3 separate regions of the Homo sapiens genome follow, and all the other regions are linked to region 2. A link is a loop called in an ENCODE intact Hi-C map of the cell type or tissue named here. Cell type or tissue: ascending aorta. All regions are shown on one strand. Links, peaks and the distances in the headings refer to the core of each region. The heading gives the core; the rest is flanking DNA.

Region 1 (10,172 bases), core at 4,964-7,463, 370 kb after region 2:
TGCGCCGCGGGCTGCTGGTCCTGCGCCTAGCAGAGCGGGCCGCAGGTGGGGAAGCTCCCAGCCTCGAGGACTGGCTGTGTTGCGAATACCTGGCCGAGGCCACCGAGTCCTCGATGGGCCAGGCCCTGGCGCTGCTGTGGGACTGACCCCAACCCAGGGCGAACACACCTGGTCCAGGCCTGCCCAGGAGGCAGGGCTGGGGCTGAGGTCAGCGTCTCCATGATAGCCAAGACACCCTCTTCCTGCAGAGTCCAGGAGCGCAGCAGAGAGAGCAATGCCCCACTCCAGAGCCTCCCCTCCCGTGCTGGGGATGTGGGTCAAGGGCTTCCCAGGAATGCAGCTGCCCCTCCAGGGCTGGGGGCTGGCCAGCGCCTCCTGTGTTGGGCAGCAGCTCTCTGAAGCCAGGGCCCCCACGCCACTTCCAGGTGTGGACAACCCCGCTGATCAATGTCTCTCTGTGTTCTGCCTTCCCCAGCAGCCAGGGCGCTCTTCCGCGTGGGTTCTGTCATTGTCTCCATGAGAGGCCAATGCCGGGACCAGAGGCATTCCTGGCTCTGGAGCACCCCCTTGTGCTGAAGATGGCCAGTGATTTTGGGCATGTGAATGCCCCTGTCCCTGGTGGAGAATTGCTTGGTGGTGTCACGGGAAGGGAAGGCTCCCTGGGACCTTAGACACCCAGCTCATCTCAGCGGGGTCTGGACTCACCTTCCCTAAAACAGTCCCCGCGGTTCCCTGCCACCTCCCCTCAATCCCTCTGCGCCCACCCTGCCTCCCTCCCTGTTCCTCCGTGACACACCAACTTCTTTCGCGCCCCCAAGCATTTGTGTAGGCTGTTCCCTCTGCCATACTGTTCCAGTTCCACTTTCTTTTTCTTTTTTTTTTTTTTTTTTTTTTGAGACGATCTCGGCTTACTGCAAGCTCCGCCTCCCGGGTTCACGCCATTCTCCTGCCTCAGCCTCCCGAGTAGCTGGGACTACAGGCGCCCGCCACCACGCCCGGCTAATTTTTTGTATTTTTAGTAGAGACGGGGTTTCTCCGTGTTAGCCAGGATGGTCTCCATCTCCTGACCTCGTGATCCGTCCGCCTCGGCCTCCCAAAGTGCTGGGATTACAGGCGTGAGCCACCGCGCCCGGCTACAGTTTCACTTTCTCTAAACAAATAAAGGTGCCCACTCTGGGCCATCGCTAGCTCCTTACCCTGCGTTCTCCGCCCACTCTCAGGAGCATTTATTCCTCTGTTACTGTCCACAAGGCTGTGAGTTCCCTGGGGGCAAAGGCCAGGCTTGGCACACAGTAGGTGCTCACTTAATACCACAGGATGATGTAATAAACAGGCACAGAGGAGACTCACTGGAGGGGGATGGAGTCTTCCTTTATGCCTCTGACACACTGCACTGCCCTTGCCTGTGGCTTCCTTCCTGGAGACTCAGAGTTGCCCCTCCATTCCATTCCCCATGGCAGTCCTGGGAGGATCTTTCCAACCCCAGATATGAGGTCCCTCTCCAGCTCAAACACCTCCCATGGCTCCCCAGTGCCTCAGAATACATACAGGGCTCTTCCAAAGTCTCCTCAGAGTCTCCAACCCCATGTCGTTCATCCCTGGAGGTTACTTTCCAGCCTCCACGCCTTTGCCCAAGTTGTTTTTTACACCAGAAAACAGCCCCCTCTACTCTGCTTCATACTCCTATTCATCCTGCATGGCCTCAGCTCTAATGCCCCTTCTCTGCATTTGCGCTGCCCAAATGAGCTGGGGGTATCTGTGTCCAGGTTTGTCCTCCCGGCCGACCCCACCACCGCTCAGACGGCTGAATATCCCCCCGGCCCGCTCGCCAAGTCTACAATCTTTTCGAGTTCCTCCTTTCCTCCTCTTTCCAGCCGGTTTCCCGGCCAGGCCTGGCCCTGATTTTCCGGGTGGCGCTCCCGGATGCGGCCGGCAGGTGGCGCTGCGGCCGGGCAGACGGCGGGGTTGCAGACCCGGAAGCGCTCCAGGCCACGACCCCGCCGGAAGTGCTGCTGCCCCGAACGGCGCTGCAGGTCCCTAGGGGCGGCCAGTAACACGGCGAACTCAAAAGTTGAGTTGGGAGCACAGACATCCCCATGCGCAGGCCCAGGCTGGGGCGGAAGGGGACGCGAGGCAGGAAGGGGCTTCAAGCGAGCAGTGGCAAGGCTGGCGCCAAGCTGAGGGCCCGGCCTCCCAGCCCAGGGGGTCTCCTCCGTGGGAGGGGTCCCGCAGCTGCCTGGGTGCCAAATCCCCCGCGACCCCTCCACCCAGGGCCCTCTGTGGTCCCAGGCACTCCTCCCACCAGTCCCCAGCGTCACCACCACAGAGCCAGGTGCATCGGGTGTAATCACTTTATTGGCTTTTGGAGAGCAATGGAGGGGATTAATACCTCATCTTTCCAAGTTAAAAGACTAAGACTGTTTCCAAAAGACTCCAAATAAGAAACTTCTCCTCAAAGTACAAGGATAATCTGAATCATCTTAAACCAGCAATAAAAAAGTAAAATATAAATTTTTATTTAGAATTAAAGCAAATACTTCAGTATCACAAACACAATATTAAACTTCAAGAAATACACCGCTAATTCGGAGTGAGCGTTTATTTGCACGATTACAACATGCGGACAAACCCAGGCGAGATGAGCGAGTCTACGGTTCCTACCCACCCGGCTGACAAGGGGTGGCCCCAGGGGCCGGATGCCCAGCCCCGAGGCGGCCCTACTCCTCCTCCTCTCCCGAAGACTCTCTCTCGAACGTGTAGGCCATGAAGCAAGCGTCGGGTCTCTTGGGGACAAGGGGATGCCCCGGTCTCACAATCTCAAAGCCCAAAAAGCTGAAGGTTCGGAGCAAGGCGGCTGCGGGGGAGAAGCCGTCAGAACCCCTGCCGACCAGAACCCCCCGCCCGCACCCCCCACCCCCGCAGGGAGACCGTGCCTGCGGGCTGAGAATGAAGGGGCGGCGCAGGCACCCCCACGCACCCTACTGCAGGCGATACGGGTCACCTACCTCTGTCCTCGCGGTTCTTGTGGAAGCAAATGAAGACATGGTCGGCTCGCAGCTGCTCCTCAGCGAACTCCAGGAGAACTGCAAAGCTGCAGCGAGTGTCAGCGTCTCGGCTGGCCCGACCCACCTGCCTACCTCCTGGGCCTTAGCAGCTACCCTGAGGCCCGCTCTACTCCAGGGTCCCCCTGGGGCCCAGATCGTCCTCTGGGTGGGGCCGTCCTGACACCACAGTGTTGAGCAGCACCGCTGCACCCACCCACGTGCATGCCCCATGACAGAAAAGCTCTGACACTGCCTGGCATCCCTTGGAGGGTAGAATCCCAGGGTACGAATTTGGAGTGCACTTTTTAAAAAGGGACCCCAGGCCGGGAGCGGTAGCTCACGCCTGTAATCCCAGCACTTTGGGAGGCCGAGGTGGGCGGATCACGAGGTCAGGAGTTCAAGACCAGCCTGGCCAACATAGCGAAACCTCGTCTCTACTAAAAACACAAAAATTAGCTGGGCATCGGTGGCGGGCGCCTGTAAGCCCAGCTACTCGGGAGGCTGAGGCAGGAGAATCGCTTGAACCCGGAAGGCAGAGGTTGCAGTGAGCCAAGATCATGCCACTGCACTCCAGCCTGGGCAACAAAAGCAAGACTCCATCTCAAAAAAAAAAAAAAGGGGGGACCCTGTCCCCACCAACAAAGCGATGGTGGCCCCCATATGTGCTGCCTGAAGGCAGTGCCCTCCCTCATCTGTCCCTGCACCCCTTGGGCAGCAACCCGCACCTGGTCCCTGCTCCCCTGGGTGAGCACTCCCCGCCTGTCCTTGCCCCTCACCTGGTCCCTGCTCCCCTGGGTGAGCACTCCCTGCCTGTCCTTGCCCCTCACCTGTCCTTGCTCCCCTCGGGCAGCGCGCCGCCCGGGATCTCGATGTAGAGGCTGCCGCCACTCAGCACTGTTCGCCAGTTAATGCGTTTGGCGTCTGTGAGCCTGGACTGGACGTTGAGAATCCTCGTCTTGTCGTTGGACGTTAGTTCCTCTGTTACATTCAGCCGATCATCCTGTCCAGGGGGTGCAGCCCAATTCAGAACCCTGACTCACCCCACAGGACTCCAAGAACCCGGCAGCGCTAAAGCTTGGGCCTAGGCCGTGTTGAGCTCAGGCAACGCCTGGGCTGCAGGAGACTGTGCGCCGGCTCTGATGAAACTCAGGGTTCCCACGATTACATTCAATCACAGGTACGGGCAGCAAGGTGCACAAGAAAGTACCTGTGGCCCCAGAGCAGCCCCAGCAGGCCCGGCCCCATACTCACGGAGTAGAATAAGTTAGCTGAAAGATTGTGATCCCTCTGACTATTCCCTCGCCCACCTGGGATCTTCAGGGGTGGGTGAGGGGCATCAGGAGCACCACCGAGGCCCCGGACCCGGGTTACTACAGCAGTGGAGGGAGACCCTGGAACTGAAGATGATGCAGGTCACGAGGCAGCGCCAGGCTCCGGGCGGAGACCCCTCCAGGGCGTCCGGGCGGCCTTCAGCACATCCCCACCCCTGCCTCGGCCAAAAGACCCCGCCCCGCCCAGGCAGGGGCCCACCCGGTCCCACACCCCCGAGGCTTCCCGAAGGCAGCTCCAACGCCTGCCCCAAGCACCTACAAGGGCAGCAGTCACTGAGCCCCGACTCCTCGGGCGGCGCCGCCCAGGACAGCCCAACCTTCCCAGGGCGGGGGGCCCCTTCCCCTCACGCAGCCCCGCCGGGGCAGAGCCTCACCCCCCGGCCACCAAGACAGCCAGCGCTTCCCCTTTTCAGTTCTGTCGCGGCTTCCCCTTTCCACCCTGCACTACGGCCAAAATCTGGGACTCTTGCTTGTCCCCGCGAAGACCGGGCGGGCCTAGCCTGACCTCATGGAGGACGCGCCCCGCTCCGGCTCCCGGCCGCCCGCCCCCCCGCCCCCGCTCCAGGCCCGGGCCCTCCCGGTTGCGTCATCCAGGCAGACGCGGCCTCGCGCCCCGGGGGAGATTTTCACAATCGCGCAGCCGGCAGCGCCAGCAGCCATTTGCTGCGCAGGGTAAACAGGCCCCAAAGTTGCCTCCATTTTGCACGGCCCCCAAACCGCGGCACCGCCAGCACCGCGGCCCAACCTCCCGATCCGGGGCTGAGCGACGCCCACCTCGGGGGACGCAGTCGGGAAAGCTCGACCGAGACCCCGCGGGCTCCCCCACAACCGCAGCTGGCACCCGCGCCCCCGGAAGCGGGACGCGTCTTCCCGGGAAGCGGCGGGGGTCTTCCCAGGGCGCTGCCGGGCTGTCGGAGTGCGCCACCCCCAGCTCCCCGGCGGCCCCCGCGGAGAAGCCCTGGGTGCCGTCTACGTGCGCGGCCTCGCCCGGCGCGTCCCGGGCCATCCAGACCGACTCGCTCAGGGGCGAAAAACGGGGCCCACGAGGTCCGTCGCGTGCAGGGGCCACATCGAGGCAACAGGGACCCGCGGGAGCTCGTCCACCGCAAAGCGCTCCCCGCTCCCGCAGCGCACGCTCGACGGCCGGGACCGAAAAGTGCAGATTCACCAGCCCCGCGGGCCCTGCCTGTCCGCGGACCAGCCCCCCAAGGCCGACCCCGCCCCCAACCAGATTGCCCCATCCTGCGCCTCCCAAATCCGACCCGACCGCACACCCTTCCTCCAAACCGAATTCCCAGTCTGCGCCCCGCAAATCCAACCCTCGACCAGAAGCCTCTCCCCTCCTCCGAAGCCGAGTCCCATCCCGCGAACCCCGCAAAAGACACACGCCTCCCCCGACTCCCCGTCCTGCGCCCAAATCCGACCTCCGACCCATGCCCCTCCCGCAAATCAGGCGCCCCGGACGGTGCCCCCCAAATCCAACTCCGCACCCTTGCCCCCCAAACCCGACTCCCCCGAGAGCACTGCTAAGGCCGGGGGGGACCTCCAGGCCCGCCCTGCGCCTACCTCGTCCCCGGCGCGATTCTGGCCTTGACAAAGGGGCGGATCTCGCGCGCCGGGGACCTATCTGGCGCCCCGAGGACGGCCCCCCGCAGGCCTGCGCGGCCGGCGCTTCTGGAAGCTTCGGACGGGGGCGGGGCACTTACCTCTCACTGCTGCTGCCGCCGCGGCTGTGCAGGCTTAGGAGCGGCATGGTGCGGCTGGCGTGGATGGTGGCGCTGGGTTTATCCCCTTCCTTCTCTCTGGCGAAGCAGTGGCTATTGAGGATCCGCTGCAGGGAGGATTTCACCATCCGGCCGCTGGGGTCCGAAACCAGGAAAACCTCCGCTGCGTCTCTCCGCGCCGCCGCCGCTGCTCGCCGTTCGCAAAATGGCGCCTCTGCCGCCGCCCGCCTTTATAGATGCTGCGCCCAGGCCACGCCCCCCGCGCCGCCGGGAACGCGACCGCACGAGGGGCAGAGCCGCGGGGCCGCCGGGAAAAAAAGTCGCGCCCGCCCCTCCCAGCGCCTGATTGGTGAAAGGGAAAGGGAAAGGAAGAGGCTCTCTGGAGATTGGTTGGTGAGCCTCGGGCCACGCCCCCTCCTGCGCGCGTCCTTCTGGGGGCGGGGCTGCCGTGGCGCCGGGTACGCGCTGCGCGCGCCCCGAGCCGTCCCCGCCCCCACAATCGTGCCTTGGGGGCGGGGGCGGCTCGCTGGGGCCGATTTTCGGGGGTCTTCGAGTGCCCGTTTGTCTGTCGTGGTCCACGTCGCCCTCCCTAGGGTCCCTTCACGCAGCGGGACCCCTCCCCTGGGTAGGCCCCCGGGTGCTTGGGGGGTTGTCCAACCGCGCCAGAATTATTTCCAGTAACACCTGGTAATCATCGATGATATTACTGGTTTTATTTTTTTAAATTTGGTCTTGCAGTTCTTAAAATGCTTCCAGTGTTTAAAAAAAAAGAACTTCCAATGTTAAAGATATTCAAATTTAGTAAAATATTTCGTGTACAATTTGGACTTAAGCAAAAATTTTACTCCTTGCAGATAAATTCAGATTTTTCCTGTGGAAACTGAAACTTACCCTAAGGAAAAACACTACTCCTGGCAGTTAAAATTCAGAAACACATCTCATGTATGAACTAAAATGTGGATCTCCCAAGGAAAAAACGATTTCTTTGGTGGTCAAGTTCGGTAAACTGTTTCGCCTGTGAGGTAAAATGTGGACTTACCTAGCAAAAATATTTCCCCTCCTGGTTAAATCCAGAAAAAAAATCTCAGGTATGAACTGCACTTTGCTTTTAATAAGCAAAGATATAACTCTTGGCAGTCACATACGGGTACATAGCTTGTGTGTAGACTAAATTATGAATTTAGCAAAAAGTTGCCACTTTGCAGTGAGGTTTAATAAAATATTTTTTATTTCATGTATAAACAAAATTTTGTTCTTACCAAGCAAAAATGCTACTCCTGGCAAATCCTGATTCCTTTCATGGTTTTAATTTTGTTTTGTTTGCGACCGGGCCTGGCTGTCACCCAGGCTGGAGTGCAGTGGCGCAATCTCGGCTCGCTGCAACCTCCGCCTCCCAGGTTCAAGCGATTCTCCTGCTTCAGCCTCCTGAGGAGCTGGGATTACAGGTGCCCGCCACCACGCCCGGCTAATTTTTGTATTTTTAGTAGAGATGGGGTTTCACCATGTTGGCAAGGCTGGTCTGGAACTCCTGACCTCAGGTGATCCGCCTGCCTCGACCTCCCAAAGTTTGGGGATTAACAGGCGTGAGCCACCGCGCCTGCCTGTCTTTCGAGATTTCGTACTGCACCAGAAGGCTGTTGTTGCATCTCTGCTACGAGCATTCGCTATTCAGGTGTTGAGGCAGAAATTAACTCCTGCGGTTGACATTTGGGGCCGCCCTGGGCACTGCAGGGCGCTGAGCAGCGTCCCTGGCCTCCACCCACTCCATGCCTTGAGCACCCCCAGTTGTGACAACCACAAGTATCCGCAGACATCACCCAGTGTCCCTTGGCGGGGGCAGAATCACCCTGGGTGAGACTCCCGAGTTAGGGGATTCCACGGACCCCCCCAAGAGACTCTGCATCCCATGATCCTCTGCCCTGCTGAGGTCCCAGGAGACTGCGCACGTTGAAATCCACACCTTGAGGCAGAGGTTGCAGTGAGCTGAGATGGCGCCGCTGCACTCCAGCCTGGTGACAGAGCGAGACTCTGTCACAAAAAAAACAAAAAAAAAGCAATCCACACCCTGAGTGGGGAAGGAGAGAGGAGAAGCATCCCAGGAGCTGGGGGCCTCCTGGTTTATACCGTTTGCCCCATTAGGAGTTTATCCTGAGGCTGGGCACGGTGGCTCACGCCTGTAATCCCAGCACTTTGGGAGGCCGAGGCGGGTGGATCACGAGGTCAGGAGTGCAAGACCAGTCTGGCCAACATGGTGAAACCCCGTCTCTACTAAAAATACAAAAATTAGCTGGGCATGGTGGCGCGTGCCTGTAATCCCAGCTACTCAGGGGGCTGAGGCAGGAGAATTGCTTGAACTGGCACCCGGGAGGTGGAGGTTGCAGTGAGCCAAGATTGCACCACTACACTCCAGCCTGGGCTACAGAGCGAGACTCCATCTCAAAAAAAAGGAGTTTATTCTGGTGTCTGGTGTGAGCAGAGAACAGACTCTGTTTCAAATAATTAACTCAGGGTCTCCTCCCTCGGACCCGTGGACATTGGGCTTGGATTGTTCTCTGGGGTGGGGCATCCTGGGCAAATGGTATGAACCAGGAGGGCCCCAGCTCCTGGGATGCTTCTCCTCTCTCCTTCCCCACTCAGGGTGTGGATTGCTTTTTTTTTTGTTTTTTTGTTTTTTGAGACGGAGTCTCGCTCTGTTGCCAGGCTGGACTGCAGCGTCCTGGGCACTGCAGGGTACTGAGCAGCGTCCCTGGCCTCCACCCACTCCATGCCAGGAGCACTCCAAGTCATGACAACCAGAAATGTCCCAAACATCATCCAATGTCCCTTGGGGGCAGAATGACGCCCCTAAGTTGAGGACCTCCTCTGGGAACAGAGGCAAGAGCCTGCTCGAAATGAACAGGTCACCGGTGCGATTTCCAGAACAGCCACGACCAGGGAGCCCCATCCCTCCATCCTGACTGCAGCAGCTCTCACTTCCTCCTCCTGCCTGCCTCTGATGGCCGCCTGCCAATGCTGTGAGGCTTCTAGAAGGGCCACCCCCACACTGGCCAGGCCACGTGGGATGAGCGCTAGGATCAGCAACTGCGCCCTGCTGGCCCACCTGGCCGGGTTCCCCAGAAACTCCCCAGGGTGGGAGGTGCTTTGCTGGGAGCTGGGGAGTCTGTGACTGGTGAGGGGCCTCCCGGACAGCAGGGAGAGAAAGAGGCATATCTTTCTCTGGAGGTGGTGAGGCTTGAACTGTCTGAAAGGGACAGCAGAGGATGTGGGGTGGTCAAGGATAGAGGGCCCATGCCTGGGTTTTCTTCTGAAATCAAGGTTGAGGGGATACGGCTGCTGGCAGAGGACGCAGAGAGTATGACTCTGATTGATTGATTGATGGACTGATTTTTTTTTTTTTTTTTTGAGACAGAGTCTCACCTGTAGCCCAGGCTGGAGTGCAGTGGCGTAACCTTGGCTCACTGCAACCTCCACCTACAGGGTTCAAGCGATTCTCCTGCCTCAGCCTCCCGAGAAGCTGGGACTACAGGCGTGCACCACCATTCCCGGCTAATTTTTGTGTTTAGTGGAGACAGGGTTTCACCATATTGGCCAGGACGGTCTCAAACTCCTGACTTCATGATCTACGTGCCTCCCAAAGTGCTGGGATTACAGGTGTGCCACCGCACCTGGCTGTTTGGTTTTTGAGACAGAGTCTCACTTTGTCACCAGGCTGGAGTTCAGGGTCATGATCTCGGCGGCTCACTGCAACCTCCCCTTCCCAGGTTCAAGTGATTCTCCTGCCTCGGCCTCCCAAGTAGTTGGGAATTACAGGCTCACGCCACCAGGCCCAGTTAATTTTGGTATTTTTAGTAGAGACGGGATTTCACCATATTGGTCAGGCTGGTCTCGAACTCCTGAACTCAGGTGATCCACCCATCTCACCCTTCCAAAGTGCTGGGATTACAGGCGTGAGCCACCGCACCCGGCTGACTCTGATTTAAAAGAGGGTATGTGGGCCCGGTGTGCACTTTGGGAGGCAGAGGCAAGAGGATCGCTTGAGCTCAGGAGTTCAAGACCAGCCAGGGCTACATAGC
Region 2 (10,172 bases), core at 3,557-6,056:
ACCCCATCTCTACTAAAAATACAAAAAAAACCAGCCAGGTGTGGTGGTGTGCATCTGTAGTCCCAGCCACTCAGGAGGCTGAGGCAGGAAAATCGCTTGAGCCCGGGAGGCGGAGGTTGCAGAGCCAAGATCACGCCACTGCACTCCAGCCTGGGCGACAGAGTGAGACTCCATCTCAAAAAAAGAAAAAATAAAAAAAAAAGAAGTCTAACATAGGCCTCACTGGGCTAAAATCATGGAAAATCAAGGTGTGGGCAGGCCAGTCCCTCCTTGGGGCTCCAGGGGAAAATCTGGTTCCCGCATTTCCCAGCGTCTAGAGGCACCCACATCCCTTGGCTCGGGGCCCCCTCCTCCCCCTTCACAGCCACAGTGAAGCCTCTTCCAGTCTCTGTTTGACTCTCACCCTCCTGCCTCTTCTCCTGAGGACGCTATGAGGACATTGGGGCCCCCAGATCACCCCGGATGCTATCCTATCTCACGATCCTTAACTTCATCCCATCTGCGGTCCCTTTTGACATGGAGCTGACCTGTCCACGGCTTCTGGGGTTAGGATGGGGCTGTCGCTGGGAGCCTGCTGTTCCTTCTGCTGACATGGGGAATGGGCTGGAGGGGTGAGCAGAGCCGACTTCCTCCCTTGCCTGGTCACTCACCTGCCTGTGACCTCAAGGAGAGAGGAAGAGGCTCCCCGTGGGGATCTGCCGGGCGCAACTCTGGCCATCGCAGGGCTGAGTTCTCGAGGCTAAGAGCCACTGAGGGTCAGCTGCGGGACCCGAGTCCCTTCTTCTTGTACCACCTCTGGGGACCATCTGCCAGTTTCTGGAGTGCCTCCCCTTCATTTCATAGACTTAAGTTTCTCAAGCAGGTCATTTTAGGGATGGCAGTTTGGCCTGAAGCCCTTTGATCCCTGATTGACGTCAGAACTTGGTGAGAGCCTGGGTGTGGTGGCTCACGCCTGTCATCGCAGCACTTTGGGAGGCCAAGGCGGGAGGATGGCTTGAGCCCAGGAGTGTGAGACTAGCCTGGGCAACATAGCAAGACCCCATCTCTACAAAAAAATTAAACAATTAGCTGGGTGTTACAGTGTGTACCTGTGGTCCCAGCTACACTGGAGGCTGAGGCAGGAGGATCACTTGAGCCTAGGAGATCGAGTGGTGCAGTGAGCCGAGATCACACCACTGCACTCCAGCCTGGGCAACAGGGCAAGACCCTGTCTCCAAAAAAAGCAACAGCTAAAAAGGTAAAATGAAGAAAAGTACAAAGAAGGCCAAGCCCCTAAGTTCCCCAGCCCAGCACCGATGGGCCTCAGCATCTTGCCAAGCCTGTGCTGGGATTTTCGTGAATTACATTCACCTGTAGATTTCACACAAGGAGGGTTCTATTCTCTCATTCCTCATTCCCATCACTGGGCATCTTTCCTTGTCGAGAAACCTCGACATCCACCCTCATTCTTGACGCTCGTTAAGGCACTCTGTGTGATAGGGGGTGGTGACTTATCACTTTAAAAATGATTTTATAATGTGTTTAACTGGTCCCCCTAGCTGGGCTTTTGGAATGTCTCTCTTTTTCTTGATGTCTTTCTTTCTCTCTTCCTCTCTCTCTCCTTCCTTCCTCTCTCTTTCTTTCCTTCTCCCTCTCTCTTTCTCTCGCCTTCCTCCCTCTCCCCCTTCTCTCTCCTTCCTTCCTATCTCTATCTCCCTCCCTCTGCCGCTTCCTTCCCTCCCTCCTCCCTCCCTCCTCCCCTCCCTCCCTCCTTCCCTCCCTCCTTCCTTCCTCCCTCCCTCCTTCCCTCTCTCCCTCCCTCCTTCCTTCCTTTCTTCCTTCCCTCCCTTCCTCCCTCCCCCTCCCTCCTTCCCTCCCTCTCTTCTTTCTTCCTTCCCTCCCTCCCCCCTCCTTCCTTCCCTCCTTCCTCTCTCCCTCCTTCCTTTCTTCCTTCACTCCCTCCTTCCTTTCTCCCTCCCTCCTTCCCTCTCTCCCTCCCTCCTTCCTTCCTTTCTCCCTCCCCTTCCTTCCTTCCCTCCCTCCTTCCCTCCCTCCCTCCCTTACCCTCTCCTTCCCTCCCTTACCCTCTCCTTCCCTCCCTTCTTCCCCCTTCCCCCCTCCTTCCTCCCCCTCCCTCCCTCCTTCTCTCCCTTCCCTCCCTTCCCCCCCTCCTCCCCCACTCCCTGCCTCCCTCCCTCTCTCCTTCCTTCCTGAATCCCTCCCCTTGGATGGTTGAGGTTTAAGTTAAATTCCTGCGAGTGGATGTGCTGCTGAGCTCTGTGCCTGCCATCTACATTTGACATCCAGCCACAAAAACCTCCAGAAACACCCCATTCCTTCCTGGAGCGCTCGTTCCCCACCCTCCCAGCCGCAGCTGTGAAATCTTTGCCAAGCTGGCAAGTAGGGGCGCTCATCTTTGTTTTGTTTGGGTGTCCTTGGTGGCCGGTGAATCCGACCGTTCTCTGGGCATCCTTCTGTGGGCTGCCAGGCTGGGGTCTTTGCTGACCTTTCTGTTCCGGCGTCTCAGGCGCATTGATTTGTTTGAACAGTTTATAAACGTTTGTTTGAACTCTGCAAATATTTTCCTGAGCGTGTCTTTTGACTTTGCTTACGGTGGGTTTTGCCAAAGAGGAATTTTTTTTTTTTTTGACAGAGTCTCACTCTGTTGTCCAGGCTGGAGTGCAGTGGCGCGATCTTGGTTCACTGCCACCTCCTCCTTCCGGGTTCAAGCGATTCTCCCGCCTCAGCCTCCCAAGCTGGGATTGCAGGTGTTCGCCACCATGCCCAGCTAATTTTTGTATTTTTAGTAGAGATGGGGTTTCACCATGTTGGCCAGGCTGGTGTCGAACCCCTGACCTCAAGTGATCCTTCTGCCTCAGCCTCCCAAAATGCTGGGATACAGGTGTGAGCCACCGCACCTGGCCAGGATTTTAAATGTTTGTTATACATGAGCATCTCCTTTGTTTTTTTTATGGATCTCTTCCAAATTTTAAGATTATAAAAAAATCACCTGTATTTTGTTCCGATTGCATGTTTTACACTTAAATTCTGAACTACTTGAAATTTAACTATGCTAGTGGGGCTCACGGAGGAAGCAGGGGTGATTCTGACCCAACCCTCCCCTCCCCTCCCCTCCCCAGGGGATGCTGGGAGATGTCTAGGGATGTCTCTGGTTGTCACGACTGGGGGGTGCTCCTGGCATGAGTGGTTGGAGGTCAGGGACACTGCTCAACATGGCCCCATCCAAGAGAATCATCCAGCCCCAATGTCTACAGTGCCCAGGAGGGAGAGACTCTTTCTTTCTCCCTTCCCTTCCCCTCCCCTCCCCCTTCCCTTCTCCTCCCCTCCCTCTTCCCTTCCCCTCCCCTCCCCTTCCATTCCCCTCCCCTCCCCTTCCCCTCCCCTTCCCCTCCCCTTTCCCTCCCCCTCCCCTCCCCCTCCCCTTCCCCTCCTTCCCCTTCCCCTCCCCCTTTCCCTTCCCATCCCCTTCTCTTCCCCTTTTCTTTTCTTTTCTCTTTCTGACAGAGTCTCGCTCTGTCACCCAGGCTGGAGTGCAGTGGCATGATCTCAGCTCACTGCAACCTCTGCCTCCCAGGCTCAAGTAATTCTCTGCCTCGGCCTCCCGAGTAGCTGGGATTACAGGTGCATGCCACCACGCCCGGCTAACTTTTGTATATTTAGTAGAGACAGGGTTTCACCATGTTAGCCAGGCTGGTCTTGAACTCCTGACCTCGTGATCCACCTGCCTCGGCCTCCCAAAGTGCTGGGGTGACAGGCGTGAGCCACCGCACCCGGCCCATTCATTATTTCAAAACTGACTTCAGTCCCTGCTCACACTGGACACCAGAATAAACTCCCGATGGGGCAGATGGTGTAAATCAGGGGGACCCCCAGCTCCTGGGATTCATCTCCTCTCTCCCTCCCAACTCAGGGTGTGGATTTCAATGTGTGCAGCCTCCTGGGACCTCAGCATGGCAGAGGATCATGGGACGCGGAGTCTCTTGGGGGTCCGTGGAATCCCCTAACCCGGGGGGTCTCAACCAGGGGTGATTCTGCCTCCAGGGGACATCTGTAATTGTCATGATGGAGGGATGCTCCTGGCATGGAGTGGATGGAGGCCAGGGACGCTGCTCAGCACCCTATGGTGCCCAGGACGGCCCCACCCCAGAGAATCATCAGGCTCTGATGTCCACACACGCAAGGGGAGGCCCCAGTAGAGGGGACGGAATTAGTGGTGAGCAGGTGTGGTGCCGGCTGACCTTGAAGGGGTTCTCTGTTACAAAGGGTGGCGTGGGATGCGGGCTTTTCCTGATCTTTTAATAATGTTGCTAGTCATTCATTGAGCACCTCCTGTTTGCTGGGCGCTGGGCTGGGCGAGTGCGGCTTTGGCTCCTGCGGGCACAGGGTGGGAAGCTTGGAAACTCACCTCCCTACAAGGACGGACGGGGAGGAGAGCGAGGCTGTGAGGGGTGCAGGCGCCTGCGGGGGTCTCTGACCTCTGGGTGGCAGCCTCTCCAGGAGAGCAGGTGCGCCGCCAAGTGAGGGCCGTGGCTGCCTGTCCTGATGACAAAACCAGCACCGTGATCCCCTGCTCCTATCCTTCTGCAGGCCCCAGGGCAAAACAACAACGACAACAGCAAAGACGGGCCGGGCTCGGGGGCGGGGGGAGCCTGTTCCTGGGGCCTCTGAAGCTCGATTTGCAGAGGGCTGCTGTTACCGCTGGCGGCCACGAGGGGGCAGAGGAGGCCCACGGAGTTTCCTGGCCCCGGGCCTGGAGCCGGCAGGGGGCTGGAGATGCGGGGGGTGCAGGTAGGGACGGGGGTGCAGTGGGTGTGCAGGTGGGTGCAGGTGAGGACAAGTGGAGTTGGAGGTGCAGGTGGGGACAGAGGTGCAGGTGGGGACGGAAGTGCAGGTGGGCGCAGGTGGGCACAAGTGGGGACGGAGGTGCAGATGGGCGCAGGTGTGCGTAGTTGGGTTCAGGTGGGTGCAGGTGGGGATGGAGGTGCAGGCAGTGCATACTGACTGTATCCCAGATGTCTTCAGTCACCCCCGAGCCCCTCTTTAAGCTCTGTCACTACCCCCACTGCAGTTTGCTTGATACCTTCCTGGTTCAACACTGACAGCCCTAAGTCCCAGGCAAACCCAGATGGTTGGCCCCTGCCCTAGGGGCCCCTGTGGGCACACTCAGAGCCTCTCTGCCCAAAACCAGAGGCGGTCCCTGGGTGTTGTGCGTGGCAGGAGGCGGGAGGCACTGGCTCTGCTCCCCAGGAGTGGCCTTAAGGCAGTCAGGGAATGCACCTCACACTCGGGCACAGAGGTGTCTCCAGAGCAGAGCTCGGACCAGAGAATGGAAGGCATAAAGCATCCCTGGAGGGCTGGGTGGCCCTGGGAGAGTGCAGGTCATCCTGCCATGGGAATCAGACCCTGGCTTGTCCCCACCATCAGGCCCTGGGGTGCCTGTCATCCCCCCTCCCAGATGTCATGCTCCTCAGGGTGAGAACTGGCTGTGGACCTGGGGCTGCCACTCCCCAGCTCAGAGAGGGGTCATTGTCCTGGCGGGCAGAGGGCCTGGATCCTCGCCTGTGAGTTAGAGACTCGTGCGCCCCTGAGTGAAGGCAGTAGAGAGCTGGTTCAGTTTGGCCAGAGGAGAATTCCATCCACCCCCTGAGTGGGAGGGAGAGAGGAGGTGAATCCCAGGAGCTGGAGTTACCCTGATTTATGCTGTCTGCCCCTTTGGGAGTTTATTCTGGTGTCCGGTGTGAGCAGAGAGCAGACTCTGTTTTTTTCCAAATAACACAGGGTCTCTCTCCCCCTGGCTCCTGTAGACATTGGGGCCACATTTTTCTCTGGGGTGGGGCTGTCCTGGGCACTGCAGGCTGCTGAGCAGCGTCCCGGGCCTCCACCCACTCCATGCCAGGTGCACCCGCCAGTTGTGACAACCACAAATGTCCCCAAATATCACTCAGTGTCCCTTAGGGGACAGAATCACCCCAAGTTGGCCAGGCACGGTGGCTCACACCTGTAATCCCAGCACTTTGGGAGGCTGAGGTGGGCGGATCACTTGAGGTCAGGAGTTCGAGACCATCCTGGCCAACATGGTGAAAACTCCTCTGTACTAAAAATACAAAAATTAGCTGGGTGTGGTGGCGGGCGCCTGCAATCCCAGCTACTCCGTAGGCTGAGGCAGGAGAATCAATTGAACCTGGGAGGCAGAGGTTGCAGTGAGCCGAGATTGCACCATTGCACTACAGCCTGGGCAATACAGCGAGACTCCGTCTCAAAAAAAAAAAAAATCACCCCAAGTTGAGACCTCCTGGGTCTCAGGTGTGTCCCATGATCATATGGACCTCTGAGGTTCCAGGAGGCTGCACACACTGAAATCCACACTCCGAGTGAGGAGGGAGAGAAGAGGCAAATCCCAGGAGCTGGGGTCCCCCTGTCTTACACCGTCTGCTCCATTGGGAGTTTGTCGTGGTGTCTGATGTGAGCAGGGGACAGACTTGATTACTTTTTTTTCCCTCAAATTAAGGCAGGGTCTCTCACATTCAGCACTGAAGACTTTCTACCCCTTAGGAGACACTGGGGCTGGGGGTGGGGTTGGAGATGCAGAGGGTGCAGATGGAGATGGGTTCACGGGGCACCTGCACCCACCTGTGCCCACCTGCACCCACCTGCACCTCTGTCCTCACTCATCTGGGGCAATGTCTGGGGATATTTGTGGTTACACGACTGGGGGGTGCCCCTGGCATGGAGTGGGTGGAGGCCCGGGACGCTGCTCAGCAGCCTGCAGTGCCCAGGACGACCCCACCCCAGAGAACAATCCGGCTCCGATGTCCACAGAACCCGGGTGAGAACCCCTCTTCCAGGATAAGCATTTCTTCAGCCTTTTTGCTTCTTGCCTCACTGAGTGCGGAAGAACTTTGCGACCTCCAGATCACCGAGTGTGTTTTTCTGGTAGCTCCTTGTTCTCCCGGCGAGGGTTTTTTTTTTTTGGTAACATTTCTGCTGAGAGCTTTACTGGAGCCTCTTATCCTGAGAAGGGCTCTTGTGTGGTAAGCAAACTCCAGTCCCCGCGGCCAGTCAGAGCGGGTTTATTTCCCCCTGGTCGGTCACCAGATTTCAGCATGTCCTGGTCGTGTTGAAATTCACGTTATTATCAGTTCTTTTCGCGGACAAGTTGTTCCCCTGAAAGAATTGCCAAGATATACAGCCAGAGCCTGAAAACGCTCTGCTCCCGGAAGGTCACAGCTCATTGCTACCACCCTCCCCGAGAGAAAACGTGTGTGCAGCCCGCAAGTAATTACGGGGCGCTGTGCCGAAATCAGGGGCTCTGCCACAGTCTCCAGGACTCAGAAACCTCTCCCTGTACCCAGCAGCCTCCACATCTGTAGCCCAGGACAAGGCAGTGCTTCCCGGCGGTAGGAGAGCTTGGACATGACCTTGACCCTCTATAGCAGGGGTCATCTGGGTGATGCCGCCCCCCACCCCCAACCCCGGGGACACTGAGCAATTTCTGGGACATCTGTGGTTTTCGCGACTTGGGGGAGCTCCTGGCATGGAGTGGGTGGAGGCCAGGGATACTGCTCAGCACCCCGCAGTGCCCAGGACGGCCCCACCCCAGAGAACAATCGGGCCTCAAATGTCCACAGTGCTGAGGGGGAGAAACTCTGGGTTCATTATTTTGGGGAAAAAAATTCGAGTTATTTTCCTGCTCATGATAGGCACCATAAACGCCCAGTGGGGCAGACGGTGTAAACCAGGAGGACCCCCAGCTCCTGGGACTCACCTCCTCTCTCCCTCCTCACTCAGGGTGTGGATTTCAATGTGTGCAGCCTCCGGGGACCTCAGCAGGGCAGAGGATCATGGGACGCGGAGTCTCTTGGGGGTCCGTGGAATCCCCTATCCCAGGGGGTCTCAACTCGGGGCAATTTTGCACCCAGGAGACATTTGTGGCTGCCTCGATTGGTGGATGCCATGGGGTGGAGGTCAGGGGTGCCACTCAGCACCCTGCAGTGCCCGGGGCAGCCCCACAACCAAGAATGATTCAGCCCCAAATGCCCACAGTGCCGGGGGGAGAAGGCCCGGTGCAGAAGAACCTGCCTCCCGGGTGAGTTGAGAGCAGGCTTCTGTCCTCTTCTGGACAGAATTACTACAGCTCCCACTCAAGCCCCGGTAAACAGACACCCGTTTTCAAGCCCACCGATGTCCTCTCAATGAATCCCCGTTTCAGAGCTGTTATTGCGACCACCTGACTCTACTGATTGAGGCTCCATACCCAGAGAGGCTCACATCCACGACCACCGAGCCCGGGGATCTGAGTACCCCAGCCCAGTGTGCAGACCACAGCCACCTCTCGTGTGTGTGTGTGTGTGTGTGTGTGTGTGTGTGTGTGCGCGCGCGCGCGCGCGCCTGTTGCTAAGCAACCGCTTGAACAGTCAGCCTCCCACAGAACGAGGGATGAGGCACCAACTTGGTCATCGGCAGATTCATCGAGCCTTGGCCGCCTTTGACTCAAAATACACACGGCGGTGACAGTCGCATATGATGAGATGCTGGGGGCAGGGGACATGGGGGAGCCGAGTGGAGGCCAGAGAGGATGGCTCTGCCAATCTGTGGCTTGACCTTGACCCTCTCTGACCCTCTACAGCAGGGGTCAGAGTCCATTGCCCAGGACAGCAATGATGAGGCCCGTTGGATGCTAATTTTCCTCCCATCCGCTTCATCGTTTTAGTGAACCAGCACCCACCTGCAGGGCCCCTGCCAGGCTAACACCCTCGGATCTCTGCGCAGACACTCCCGGTGCCGCCTGGGGATGCGTGTCATAGATGGTTAAGGTGCAGCCTGGGGAGGCCCAAGGTGGGGTCTGTTGAGAAGTTAGGGGCCTGGTAGAGGGGCCCCCTGTCCCACCAGCAGGGTTCAAGGGGCTGAGGGCTCCTGAGCAGACATGGGCCAGGCAGAGGCCCAGGCGGGTGCCCCAGTGCAGAGCCCACTGTGGCTGGATGAGCCTCGTAATGACTTCATGTTAGAGCCTCAGCTTTACTTATTTATTATTTTTATCGGACATGGATCTGAATTATTATTCTTATATTCTTGTTATTATTATTATTTTAGAGTCAGAGTCTCACTCTGTTGCCCAGGTGCGAGTGCAGTGGTGCGATCATAGCTCAGTGTAACTAAGGGGTGCTCCTGGCAGGGAGTGGGTGGAGGCCAGGGACTCTGCTCAGCACCCTGCAGTGCCAGGGCAGCCTCACCCCAGAGATGGATCCAGTCCCGATGTCCACAGTGCTGACGGTGAGAGACTTCCCTGTAGAGTAGAAAGTCTCTGTTCGTCAGCTGTTTTTACAATTCCCAGTCTGTTTTCTGTGTGCGTGTGTGTGTGTGTGTGTGTGTGTGTGTGTGTGTGTGAGTTTTGTTTATAGCAGGTTGGGTTTTTTTGTTTTTTTTTTTTTTGAGATGGAGTTTCACTCTTGTCTCCCAGGCTAGAATGCAATAGCATAATCTCGGCTCACTGCAACCTCCACCTCCCGGGTTCAAGCAATTCTCCTGCCTCAGCCTCCCAAGTAGCTGGGATTACAGGTGCCTGACACCACGCCTGGCTAATTTTTGTATTTTTAGTAGAGACGGGTTTCACCATGTTGGTCAGGCTGGTCTCGAACTCCTGACCTCAAGTGATCCACCTGCCTCTGCCTCCCAAAGTGCTGGGATTACAGGCATGATCCCACACAGCGCCAGGCCAGGAGTCTTACCTTTCTAGGAGGCAGAGTTTATCTGTTCTTTTGGGGCTCCTTTCTCTAGAGAATGGGGGAGAGGGCAGCACCAGGGTGATGATGTCCCCGCAGAACAGGCCGTCACGGGATTAGCCTAGTCGATGCTAGTTGTCCTTATTGGAGATCTTGGGGAGACGCCCTGAAAATGCTGTAGTCTGCCTTGGCTGGTTCAACGTCCTTTCACCCCTTTTCTCTCTTCCTCTTTCAGAAATGGCACTTCTAGGGTCAGTCGGCTTCATTTTAGAAGTTAGCAAAAGAAGGAAAAAACTGCTAAAGCCGGGGTCGAAAACTGTGGCCCCCAGGCCAAGTCCCCCATCTAGTTCCTGTTTTTATAAATAAAGTTTTATTGGCATACAGCCACAGACATGCTGTGCCCCCACCCCAGGCCCAGTCTGGCCCTCCACTTCCTGTTTTTATAAATGAAGT
Region 3 (10,172 bases), core at 4,879-7,378, 57 kb after region 2:
CACTCCAGCCTGGGAAACAGGGCAAGCCTCTGTCTCAAAAAAAAAATTACTGAATTTTACACTTTATGAGGGTGAATTTTATGGTATATGAATGATGTCTCCATTTTGTTTTTAAAAGGAAAAGTTCCCCTGGTAATCCCAATCTGGAGATGAAGACTGTTAAAATCTCTTCCAGGCTGCCTGTTTCTAACTGGCTGTTTTCAATATACTTTTGAACTTACGGAGAAGTTGCAAGAATAGCCGCAGGCACTTCGTATACTCTTTATACTCAAATATGCCAACTGTTTACACTTGCCTTGCCCTATTTTTTCTTTTATTATTCTCTCACTCCATCGTTCACCGTGTGTGTGTATACACATTTATGTGTGTCTATGTATTTATGTATAAATTGCAGGTGGATATGTATGTATATATCTATATATACGCAGAAAGATAGTTACTTATATGGCATATATGCTAGATATATTATTATGCAGTTATGTATACACAGAATTATATGTATGTAATTGTGCATGTATGCATATTAATTTATTTCCAGTCATTTGAAATTAAGTTGGAGACATCATGCCCCATTAACCCTAAAGATCTTGGTGGATATTTTCTAAGAACAAGGCCCTTCCTTCCTTCATTCCTACCTTCTTTCCTTCCTTCCTTCCTTCTTTTCTTCCCTCCCTCCATCCCTCCCTCCCTCCTTCCTTCCTTCCTTCCCTCCCTCCCTCCGTCCCTCCCTCCCTCCTTCCTTCTTTCCTTCCTTCCTTCCCTCCCTCCCTCCATCCCTCCCTCCCTCCTTCCTTCTTTCCTTCCTTCCCTCCCTCCCTCCCTCCTTCCTTCCTTCCTTCTTTCCTTCCTTCCTTCCCTCCCTCCCTCCCTCTATCCCTCCCTCCCTCCCTCCCTCCTTCCTTCCTTCTTTCCTTCCTTCCCTCCCTCCCTCCGTCCCTCCCTCCCTCCTTCCTTCTTTCCTTCCTTCTTTCCCTCCCTCCCTCCATCCCTCCCTCCCTCCATCCGTCCCTCCCTCCTTCCTTCCTTCTTTCCTTCCTTCCTTACTTCCCTCCCTCCCTCTATCCCTCCCTCCCTCCTTCCTTCCTTCTTTCCTTCCTTCCCTCCCTCCCTCCCTCCTTCCTTCCTTCCTTCCTCCTTCCTTCCCTCTCTCTCTCTTTTTAAGGCAGGGTCTGCCCTGTCGCCCAGGCTGGAGTGCAGTGTTGCAATCATGCCTCACTGCAGCCTTGACCTCTTGGGCTCAAGTGATCCTCCCTCCTCAGCCTCCCAAGTAGCTGGGACACATCACCATGCCTGGCTAATTTTTTTATTTTTTGAGACAAGGTCTTGCCTGTCACCTAGGCTGGAGTACAGTGATGCAATCACAGCTCACTGCAGCCTCAAACTTCTGGGCTCTAGCAATCCTCCCACCTCAGTCTCCCAAGTAGCTGGAACTACAGTCACGTGCCATCGCTTTTTTTTTTTTTTTTTAATTCTTTGCGGAGATAGGGTCTCCCTATGTTGCCCTGGCTGGTCTTGAGCTCCTGACCTTAAACCATCCTCCCACCTCAGCCTCCCGAAGTGGTAGGATTATAGGCATGAACCACTGGCACCCAGCCAAGCTGGCTCTGTGTCCTTCTGATACGTTGCCATAATTCTTTGAGTTTCCTTACTTTCTGGCCCAAAAAGATGCTCCAGAAATATAATATTTTTTTCTGCCTCAGTCCTGGAGCCAACCTCTTCTCCAACCCATCCTGGTGACTTTTAGTTCTTCCAAACATGTACTGTTAAAAAATATGCACCACACCCACACATGTATGGACTTTTCTGAATAATCATAGAATCACACTATTGATACTGTTCTTTAATCTGTTTTTTTTAATTTAGCAATATATTATGGGAATCTTTCCACATTATCAAATATGGATTTGCGACATCCTTTTTAGTGAATGTTAAGTGTTTTATCTTTTGGTTGTACCACAGATTACTGAACTAATCTCCTAAATTAAATAGGAGTGCAGTGCCACCATCAGGGCTCACTGTAGCCTGGGACTCTTGGGCTCAAGGGAGGCATCTAAGTTGTTTATTATTTCTTTACTTTTATCCATAATAATTCTTCAGGTAAAGTGCTTGCATATGCACCTCTGCACAATCCTATTTATGGGCCTGCTGAGCGGAATGGGAAACTCATCAGGAAGTGTGAAAGTCACTCTAGAAGGTGGGAATGCCAGCAGCCACCAGCCCCCAGCACCTGCACCAACAAGGGGTCTTGCCACACAGCTTGGGCTGGGGCGGGCAAAGCTGGAGGGTGGGGCAGTCGAAGGTGAGAGCTCTTGGTCCTCCCCAACCTCACCCCATGAAGACGGCTGCAAGACTGTGCTGAGCCAGCCCGGGTTCCACAGTCTACAAAGGGGGTGAGAGGTCCATTTTTAATCATCAAAATAGTACAACTTTATGTTTACAAAAGTAACACTGGCTTGTTGCTAAAAAATTTTTTCAGAAAACACACAAAGGTTTAAAGAAAAATATCCTTAGGACAGTTTTCCAGAGGGAGATTTGCTTTCAAGAACAGTTATTCCAATGTCCTCCACCCACTGTCTGCTAGTCCATGATTTATCACAACTTGACCATCCCTGGATATTATCTATTTAAAAAAAAAATACTTGCCAGTTAGACCAGGTGTAGTGGCTCATGCCTGTAATCTCATTACTTTGGGAGGCTGAGGCAGGAGGATTGCTTAAGCCCAAGAGTTTGAGACCAACCTGGGCAACATAGCAAGACCCCATCTCTACAAAAATATTTAACAATTTGGCTGGGCACAGTGGCTCACGCCTATAATCCCAGCACTTTGGGAGGCTGAGGTGGGCAGATCACCTGAGGTCAAGAGATCGAGACCATCCTGGCCAACATGGTGAAACCCCATCTCTACTAAAAATACAAAAAATAGCTGGGCATGGTGGCTTGCACCTGCAGTCCTAGCTACTCGGGAAGCTGAGGCAGGAGAATCGCTTGAACGTGGTAGGTGGAGGTTGCAGTGAGCCAAGATCAAGTTACTGCACTCCAGCCTGGGTGACAGAGCGAGACTCTGTCTCAAAAAAAAAAAAAAAAAAAAAAAAAAAAAATTAACAATTAGCCAGCCATGGTGGCATGCACCTGTAGTCCCAGCTACTTGGAAGGTGGAGCTAGGTGGATCTCTTGAGCCCAGGAAGTCCAAGCTGCAGTGAGGCACAATTGTACCACTACACTCCAGCCTGGGCAACAGAGCAAGACCCTGTCTCAAAAAAAAAAATTGTCATTTAAAGGCTAAAAGTAACAGCTCATTGTATGATCTATAATCTTTTTTATTACTGGAGAGCTTGAAAGTTTTCATAATGAACATTTATAATGCTTTTTGTGGATTATGTTCACTTTTAACAATTTTATTTTTTACATTTTGAGATAATATGTGAATTATAGAAGAGGTGCAAAAATAGTACAGAGTGTTCCCTTACACCTTTCATCCAGCTTCCCATTGGCTGATATCTTCCATAACTACAGAACATTTATCACCACTAAAAAAATCAACCTTGCTGCAATATTAAGTATAGGGCTGATTCAAATTTCATCCTTTTTTCCATTTCCACGTGCTTTTGTGTTCCATGATCTGATCCAGGATCCCACATTTATTAAGCTGGTTTGTTCACTTTTATTGATTTTTTGGAGATCTTTATATATTAAGGACCTCAACTTTTTGTCTCTCGTCCCTTTGGCAAAGTATTTCCATTTTGCTTTTTCACTTTGGTGATGACTTCAAGAGATGGGTGGTAGGTGACATAGGATGATGCTGGCACCCTGGCTTAAAGTGAGGGTTATAGGGCACAGGCTGCATGCCAAACCCTCCACAAAATGTTCTCACCTCCCTGTCCCCTCCCAGACATTCTCTGTTTCTCTAACACAAATTGAGCAACTGGCCACTTGTCACCTTGTGAAACCTTGATATTTTATTCCACAAAGTTGTGCCTATCTTGAGTAGAGCCTACACCTTAGACCATAACACGGTTCATGCGTTGTTTCAACACCTGTTGGGTGATGCAGAGTGAATGGGGCCTGGCCAGGCATCTTGTTGAGGAACATGTCACAGTGTCCTCACCCTCAAGAAGGGGAGGTGTCCCATCCCTGCAGGGTGGGGTGAAAACACGTGCAGAAGTGGGCATTGGGAGTGCAGCCAGGAGCTTGGCTGCAGGCGTCCTGGCTGCAGACACAGCTTTGCTGCTGTGTTTGGTAAACAACACCAGGGACCAGGGAGGGGGCCCCCACATCCCACCCCACAGCCTCAGACCTGTTCTCACCCCCCTGTGGTTTGGGAACTCAGTATCTCTGCTGACCCCTCCTGGGCAATTTGCAAGTGAAGGAATTGACTGCTGGTGCTCCAGGCCACCCGAGAGACACCCTCCGCCCCCCACCCCCCCACCCCCATCACCCCTCCACCCCCGCGGCCCCCCCCATCAGTCTGTCACCCAGGCCTCTGGGCACTTTTAGACAAACTCTGTTGGGGGAGGGGAGAGGAGGAAGCAGAGATTAATCACTTTCAGGCTGGGCCTGCGGCGAAGGCACTTCTAGTGAGGGACATCATAGTGCATTTTCCCACAGCGTTCATGGAAGTCTTTCTTGAGGCCTGATATGAGGGGAAGACGAGGGAAGAAGACACCAGTCTCTGCCTCAACAACCAGGCAGAGGCCGGGCGCAGTGGCCCACGCCTGTAATCCCAACACTCTGGGAGGCTGAGGCGGGTGGAGCATCTAGGATCGGGAGTTCAAGACCATCCTGGCCAACATGGTGAAACCCTGTCTCTACTAAAAATACAAAAATTAGCCGGGCGTGGTGGTGCACACCTGTAATCCCAGCTACTCGGGAGGCTGAGGCAGGAGAATCGCTTGAACCTGGGAGGGGGAGGTTGCAGTGAGCCGTGATTGCACCACTGCACTCCAGCCTGGGAGACAGACTAAGACTCTGTCTCAAAAAAAAAAATGTAAAAATTAACTGGGCTTGGTGGCACCTGTAGTCCCAGCTACTTGGGAGGCTGAGTGGGGACGATCCCTTGAGGCCAAGAGTTTGAGGCTGCAGTGAGCTGTGATTGCACCACTGCACTCCAGCCTGGGTAACAGCAAGACCTTGTCTCTAAAATAAAATAAAACAGAACCAGGCACAGAGCTGGGCACGGTGGTTCATGCCTGCAATCCCAGCACTTTGGGAGGTCAAGGCAGGTGGATCCCCTGAGGTCAGGAGTTCGAGACCAGCCTGGCTAACATGGCAAAACCTCGTCTCTACTAAAAATACAAAAATTAGCCGGACATGGTGGAGTGCACCTGTAGTCCCAGCTACTTGGGAGGCCAAGGCAGGAGAATCTCTTGAAACCAGGAGGCGGAGGTTGCAGTGAGCCGAGATCACACCACTGCACTCCAGCCTGGGCAACAGAGTGAGACTCAGCCTCAAAAAAAAAAAAAAAAAAAAAATAGAACCAGACAGAGAGCAGCAGGGCTGCGTCCTATCCCTGCCCCTTAGACAGAGAGGCATGAAGGGGTGAGCAGGCCAGGCCGGGACCAATGTCGGGGGCCAGGACTGGGACTGGTAGGGTTGGCAGGGCTCACTCAGCTGCGTGTATGGGCCCTGACCCCTGGGCACACCTGCATTCCCCTGCCCTGGGAGTTGCTCCAGTGTTTATTGAGTGGGTCCTCTGGGATGGCACTGGGGGGGTGCAATGGTTTTTTTTAAAGTCCTAGTGGATTCTGGCCAGGTGTCCGAGGAGGACACAAGCTGAGAGACACCTGCGCCCCCAGAACTGGAGGAGGCAGAAAGCGTTCTCCCCTGGAACCTCTGGAGGGAGCACAGGCTTGCAGACCCCATGATTTTGGACTTCTGGCCTCCAGAACTGGGAGAGGATCCATGTCTGTGGTTTTAAGACCCCCTCCCAGTCCCCCATTTGTGGCACTTTCTTACGGCAGCCCCAGGACACCCATCCACAGAGTTCCTGGGAAATGGGGATGTCAGGCCCGTCGTCTGCACGTTTGGCAACCAGAAAAGCCCCTGTCCGTGGGGGTGCGTCCCCTGCTCCCCGCATTTCTGCCAAAGCCCCTTCCGTCGGCAGCTTGTCCTTGCATGTCCCCGAGGAAGGTGACCAGCAGGCGGAGCTGCTGCCCAGCGGCGGCCGTCCCCTCGCCCTCCTCCCTCCTCTTGTTACCATAAACACTTGGAGACCTCAGAGGAAAACGCTCAAGGATTCCCAGCCTCCAGGGCTGTGTGCCGAGGGCTTCAGAGGCTCGCATGGGGAGCGCCCTTTCCTGCACCCGCCCTGTTGACTCTGCTATCTTCCCGGTCGCCCGGCTTCCCGGGGCAGCCTGATGGCCAGGGCGCAGGTCTGGGTGGGTGCCAGGTGCCTGCCCTCCTGCCCGCCCGCCCTGGCCACCCTGAGCTGCAGGACACAGAGACCCGGACGGGAGCCAGCCGTGCTGGGCGTGGCCTGGACTCTGGGTTACGCTGGGGCAGTGAAATTTCAAAACAAACTTAGCCACATGGTCCGAGTCAGGTGTGTCCGGGTGACCCCTGTGCAGACCTTGGCGTCTGGACCTGCCCGGCCGGGGGCACCCATCCCGCAGATGCTGAGGCGGAGCCCCAAATCACGGGACCCTCTGCTGCAGGCACCGGCGGGGCGGGCTGCCAGGGCCGGAGACGAGCCATGTGCATTCTTGGGATGTTTTTTCGTTTAACCGTCTCTCCCTCTCCCAGCCATTTCCTGGCCTCTCGCAGACAAGCGACAGACAAGCAGGTCTGGCGCCGGGCCACGCTGGTGGTTTTCCATGCCGGGGTCAGTCTGGGATCCACATCCCCACAGCTCGGCCCCTGGGGGGCCGGGAGCCAGGGGTTTGAGGCCCCGATCCACCCCTTCCCAGCTCTGTGACCTTAAAATCCTTTAGCATCGGTTTCCCTACTTGTGCATGTTAACATTTGGAAGCTGATGATTCTTGGTCTCGGGGTGTTGGGGGGCTTCCTGGCAGGGAGTGGGTGGAGACCAGAGACGCTGCTCAGCACCCTGCAGTGCCCAGGACGGCCCCACCCCAGAGAGAAGGATCCAGCCCCAATGTCCACAGGGCTGAGGGGGAGAGGTCCTGCTGAAAAGCTGCAAACAGGTGCTTTTCTGCCCAGCTTCTCCGGCCTGGTTAGCGATGAAACCTGTGGCTGCCAGCCATTGAGCCCAGCCCCTGGGCGGGCGTTGCTCGTGAATTCCTTAGGCCCTGCAGGACGGGCAGTCTCTTGCTTGTGGCTGGAGCACCGTTTTCTGTTGATTTATTTATATTCTGCCTCATTCCACAAAGGATCGGAGCAAGCATTCAGGAAGAGATTCTATCAAATACAAAACTGCAAATAGCTTCCTAACATAGTAGAGAACAGGGCGAGTCAGGAGTTGGCACTAGGCTGCCCTCGGTCCTCTGGGTCCCGTATTGGGTTCTCCGAGGGCCCCCGGCTCTAACGGGGGATTTGTCCCAGCTCTGCCTACGCTACCTGTGTCTCAGCAGATCTCTGAGCCTCAAAGCCCTCAGAGACCCTCAAAGCCCCTAAGAATCAGCACCCTCTATGATGTCATAATGCTGAATAAGACAAGCACGTAGCCGGGCGCGGTGGCTCACGCCTGTAATCTCAGCACTTTGGGAGGCCAAGGTGGGAGGATCACTTGAGCCCAAGAGTTCAAGACCAGCCTGGGCAACAACGAGACCTCCGTCTCTACAAAAAAATAAAAGAATTAGCCGGGCGTGGTGGTGCACACCTGTGGTCCCAGCTACTCGAGGGGCTGAGGTGGGAGGATCTGGAGCCTGGGAGGTTGAGGCTGCAGTGAGCTGTGATTGCGCCATTGCATTCCAGCCTGGGTGACAGCAAGACTTCATCTCAAAAAAAAAAAAAAAGGAAAATAACACCATAACATTTTATATAGGGATGTTCTACATTTTCTTTTTAGATTTATTTCTCAATATAAATATGTAGCAAATGCTTACATGCATATATAATATGTAAAATATTACGCTGATTTTTTTTTTTTTTTTTTTTTTGAGATGGAATCTTGCTCTGTCACCCAGGCTGGAGTGCAGTGGCGTGATCTCGGCTCACTGCAACCTCCGCCTCCTGGCTTAAAGCAATTTTCCTGCCTCAGCCTCCCAAAGTGCTAGGATTACAGGCGTGAGCCACCACGCCCACCCAGAAGACTCTAGCTTAGCAGAGTTGTGGGAAGACACTCCCCTGCTGGTTCCTGGTGTGAAGAAGTGAGCGGTGCATTGCGAGAAGGCCCGAGGAGGGTCTGATAGCTAGGACCCAAGGGTGGCCCATAGGAGCTGGGAGTGTCCCCCAGGCAACAGCCAGCAAGGAAACAGGGACCCCGGTCCTACAACCACAGGGAGGCAAATGGTGCCAACAGCCTGAGGGAATGCTGGATGAAGAGCCTTCCCCGGGCGAGCCTTGGATGAGACGCAGCCCCAACCAACACCCAGACTGCAGCCCTGGGGGTACCCTGAACAGAGGCCCTGGCTTGGCTGTTCCCGGACTCCTGACCCCACAAACCGTGACGTACTAAGTGGATGTGTGTTGGAAGGCGCCACATGGATGGCAATTGGTTACGCAACACAGAGACTGAGCTCACTGCCCCACAGCCCCAGCTTGCGAGGTGGACCTTGTCCTGACCCTGCCAACAGGAATACAAAGACTTACTGGAACTTTGCACACGGGACAGCCCTGGTGACTCACGTAGCGTGAATGACTTAAGAGCAAATTCAGGCCGGGCACAGAGGCCCACGCCTGTAATCCCGGCACTTTGGGAGGCTGAGGTGGGAGGATCACTTGAGCCCAGGAGTTTGAGACCAGCCTGGGCCACATAGCGAGACCCTGTCTTTAGAACAAATTTTAAAAATTAGCCAGGGTGATGCTGCACTCCTGTAATCTTAGCTACTCAGGAGGCTGAGGCAGCAGGATCGCTTGCGTTCAGGAGTTTGAGACCAGCCTGGGCAACCCAGGGAGACCCCATCTGTAAAAAAAAGTTTTAAAAATTACCCAGATGGGCTGGTACGCACCTGTAGTCCCAGCTACTCAGGAGGCTGAGGTGGGAGGATCGCTTGAGCCCAGGAGGTGGAGGCTGCATTGAGCTGTGATTGCACCCCTGCACTCAGCCTGGGCAGTGAAGCAAGACCCCTGTTTCTTAAATAAATAAATAAATAAATACATAATAAAATAAAAAAGACCAAGTTTAGTTCCCAAGGGTTCCTGGTTTCCCAGACGTGTGAGGGTGGCCACCAGCTGCTGCAGTGCCCGTCCCCCGCCTGCCGCGGCCCGCCCTGTCCTCCCTGGGGTCAGCAAGCATCCAGGGACCACGGTGAACTCTAGGAGGGAGTGGGTCAGCCCCACCCAGGGCGGATTCCCAGCACACCGTGTGCAGGCCTGGGTCGAAGGGTTCTGCTGGAATCAACCCGGCATGTTTGTTTTTGCTGCAGTCCCCTGGGGCCGTCCGGGCTGCACGCCTGCACGTCATCCGAGGCCGCCCCACTGCGGTGGGTTGGGAAACTCAGTCTTGGAGCCTGCCAGCCTCACAACTCCTGCTCTGGGAGCACGTGCCCGTGCCGCATGTGTCTGTGTGTGTCTGCATGCATCTGTGTGTCTGGTTCTGTGTGTGTCTGTGTGTGTGTCTGCATGTCTGCGTGTACCTGAGTGTGAGCATGTGTCTGTGTGTGTCTGTGTGTGTGTCTGCATGTCTGCGTGTACCTGAGTGTGAGCATGTGTGTGTCTGCCTGCATGTGCCTGTGTCTGCATGTGTCTGCCTTTGTGTGTCTGTATGTGCCTGTGTGTCTGTGTATGCCTGCGTGTGCCTGCGTGTCTGCGTGTGCCTGCGTGTGCCTGTGTCTGCGTGTGCCTGCGTGTCTGCGTGTGCCTGCCTGTCTGCGTGTGCCTGCGTGTGTCTGCATGTCTGTGTGTGCCTGCGTGTCTGCATGTGCCTGCGTGTGCCTGCGTGTCTGCGTGTGCCTGCGTGTGCGTGTGCCTGCGTGTCTGCGTGTGCCTGCCTGTCTGCGTGTGTCTGCGTGTGCCTGCGTGTCTGCATGTGCCTGCGTGTGCCTGCGTGTCTGCGTGTGCCTGTGTGTGCCTGCATGTCTGTGTGTGCCTGCGTGTGCCTGCGTGTCTGCGTGTGC

What was found. Hi-C counts contacts between places; a loop is a spot of excess contacts. Peaks named below come from ENCODE experiments on the same cell type or tissue, not always from the same donor. Only the 100,000 strongest peaks of a DNase experiment are listed, where the experiment ranks them.
Region 1: a loop joins it to region 2, with 4 times the contacts of the local background. A loop is called at or near these places in 4 of 110 quality-filtered maps.
Region 3: a loop joins it to region 2, with 4 times the contacts of the local background. A loop is called at or near these places in 10 of 110 quality-filtered maps.

Annotation. Positions count from the first base shown.
Region 1 is chr19:2,265,654-2,275,825 of GRCh38, reverse strand. OAZ1 (ornithine decarboxylase antizyme 1) reads right to left here and starts at 6,340. Exons shown (of 5, transcript NM_004152.3): 1 at 6,082-6,340; 2 at 4,296-4,441; 3 at 3,872-4,044; 4 at 3,006-3,091; 5 at 2,338-2,854. The coding sequence starts at 6,227. The coding sequence ends at 2,718. It overlaps LOC105372240 (a long non-coding RNA gene), which reads left to right and starts at 6,573. Exons shown (of 2, transcript XR_936242.3): 1 at 6,573-6,724; 2 at 6,954-7,333. It overlaps PEAK3 (PEAK family member 3), which reads left to right. Exons shown (of 4, transcript NM_198532.3): 4 at 1-1,195. The coding sequence ends at 146. RefSeq lists enhancers at 1-775, 1,580-1,719, 3,160-3,219, 3,230-3,289, 6,027-6,641 and 1 more and silencers at 2,100-2,349, 2,810-2,959, 4,849-5,048, 5,259-5,318, 6,284-6,773 and 1 more. In ascending aorta, for the core only: no CTCF peak of the experiment used is centred there; DNase peaks (open chromatin) are centred at 5,568 and 6,415; H3K4me3 peaks cover 2,188 bases; H3K27ac peaks cover 1,697 bases.
Region 2 is chr19:2,631,687-2,641,858 of GRCh38, reverse strand. All of the region lies in intron 2 of GNG7 (G protein subunit gamma 7), which reads left to right. Among named protein-coding and RNA genes, the nearest start is that of MIR7850, 6.1 kb to the right of the region's middle. RefSeq lists an enhancer at 7,837-7,976. In ascending aorta, for the core only: a CTCF peak has its summit at 4,706 (motif pointing right); DNase peaks (open chromatin) are centred at 4,660 and 5,398; H3K4me3 peaks cover 397 bases; H3K27me3 peaks cover 649 bases.
Region 3 is chr19:2,575,583-2,585,754 of GRCh38, reverse strand. All of the region lies in intron 2 of GNG7 (G protein subunit gamma 7), which reads left to right. Among named protein-coding and RNA genes, the nearest start is that of MIR7850, 50 kb to the left of the region's middle. RefSeq lists enhancers at 6,182-6,231, 6,050-6,344, 8,643-8,787, 9,937-10,172, a silencer at 6,050-6,344 and a cis regulatory region at 8,708-8,721. In ascending aorta, for the core only: CTCF peaks have their summits at 5,932 and 6,137 (motif pointing right); DNase peaks (open chromatin) are centred at 6,314, 6,374, 6,744, 7,274 and 1 weaker place; H3K4me3 peaks cover 1,591 bases; H3K27ac peaks cover 1,870 bases.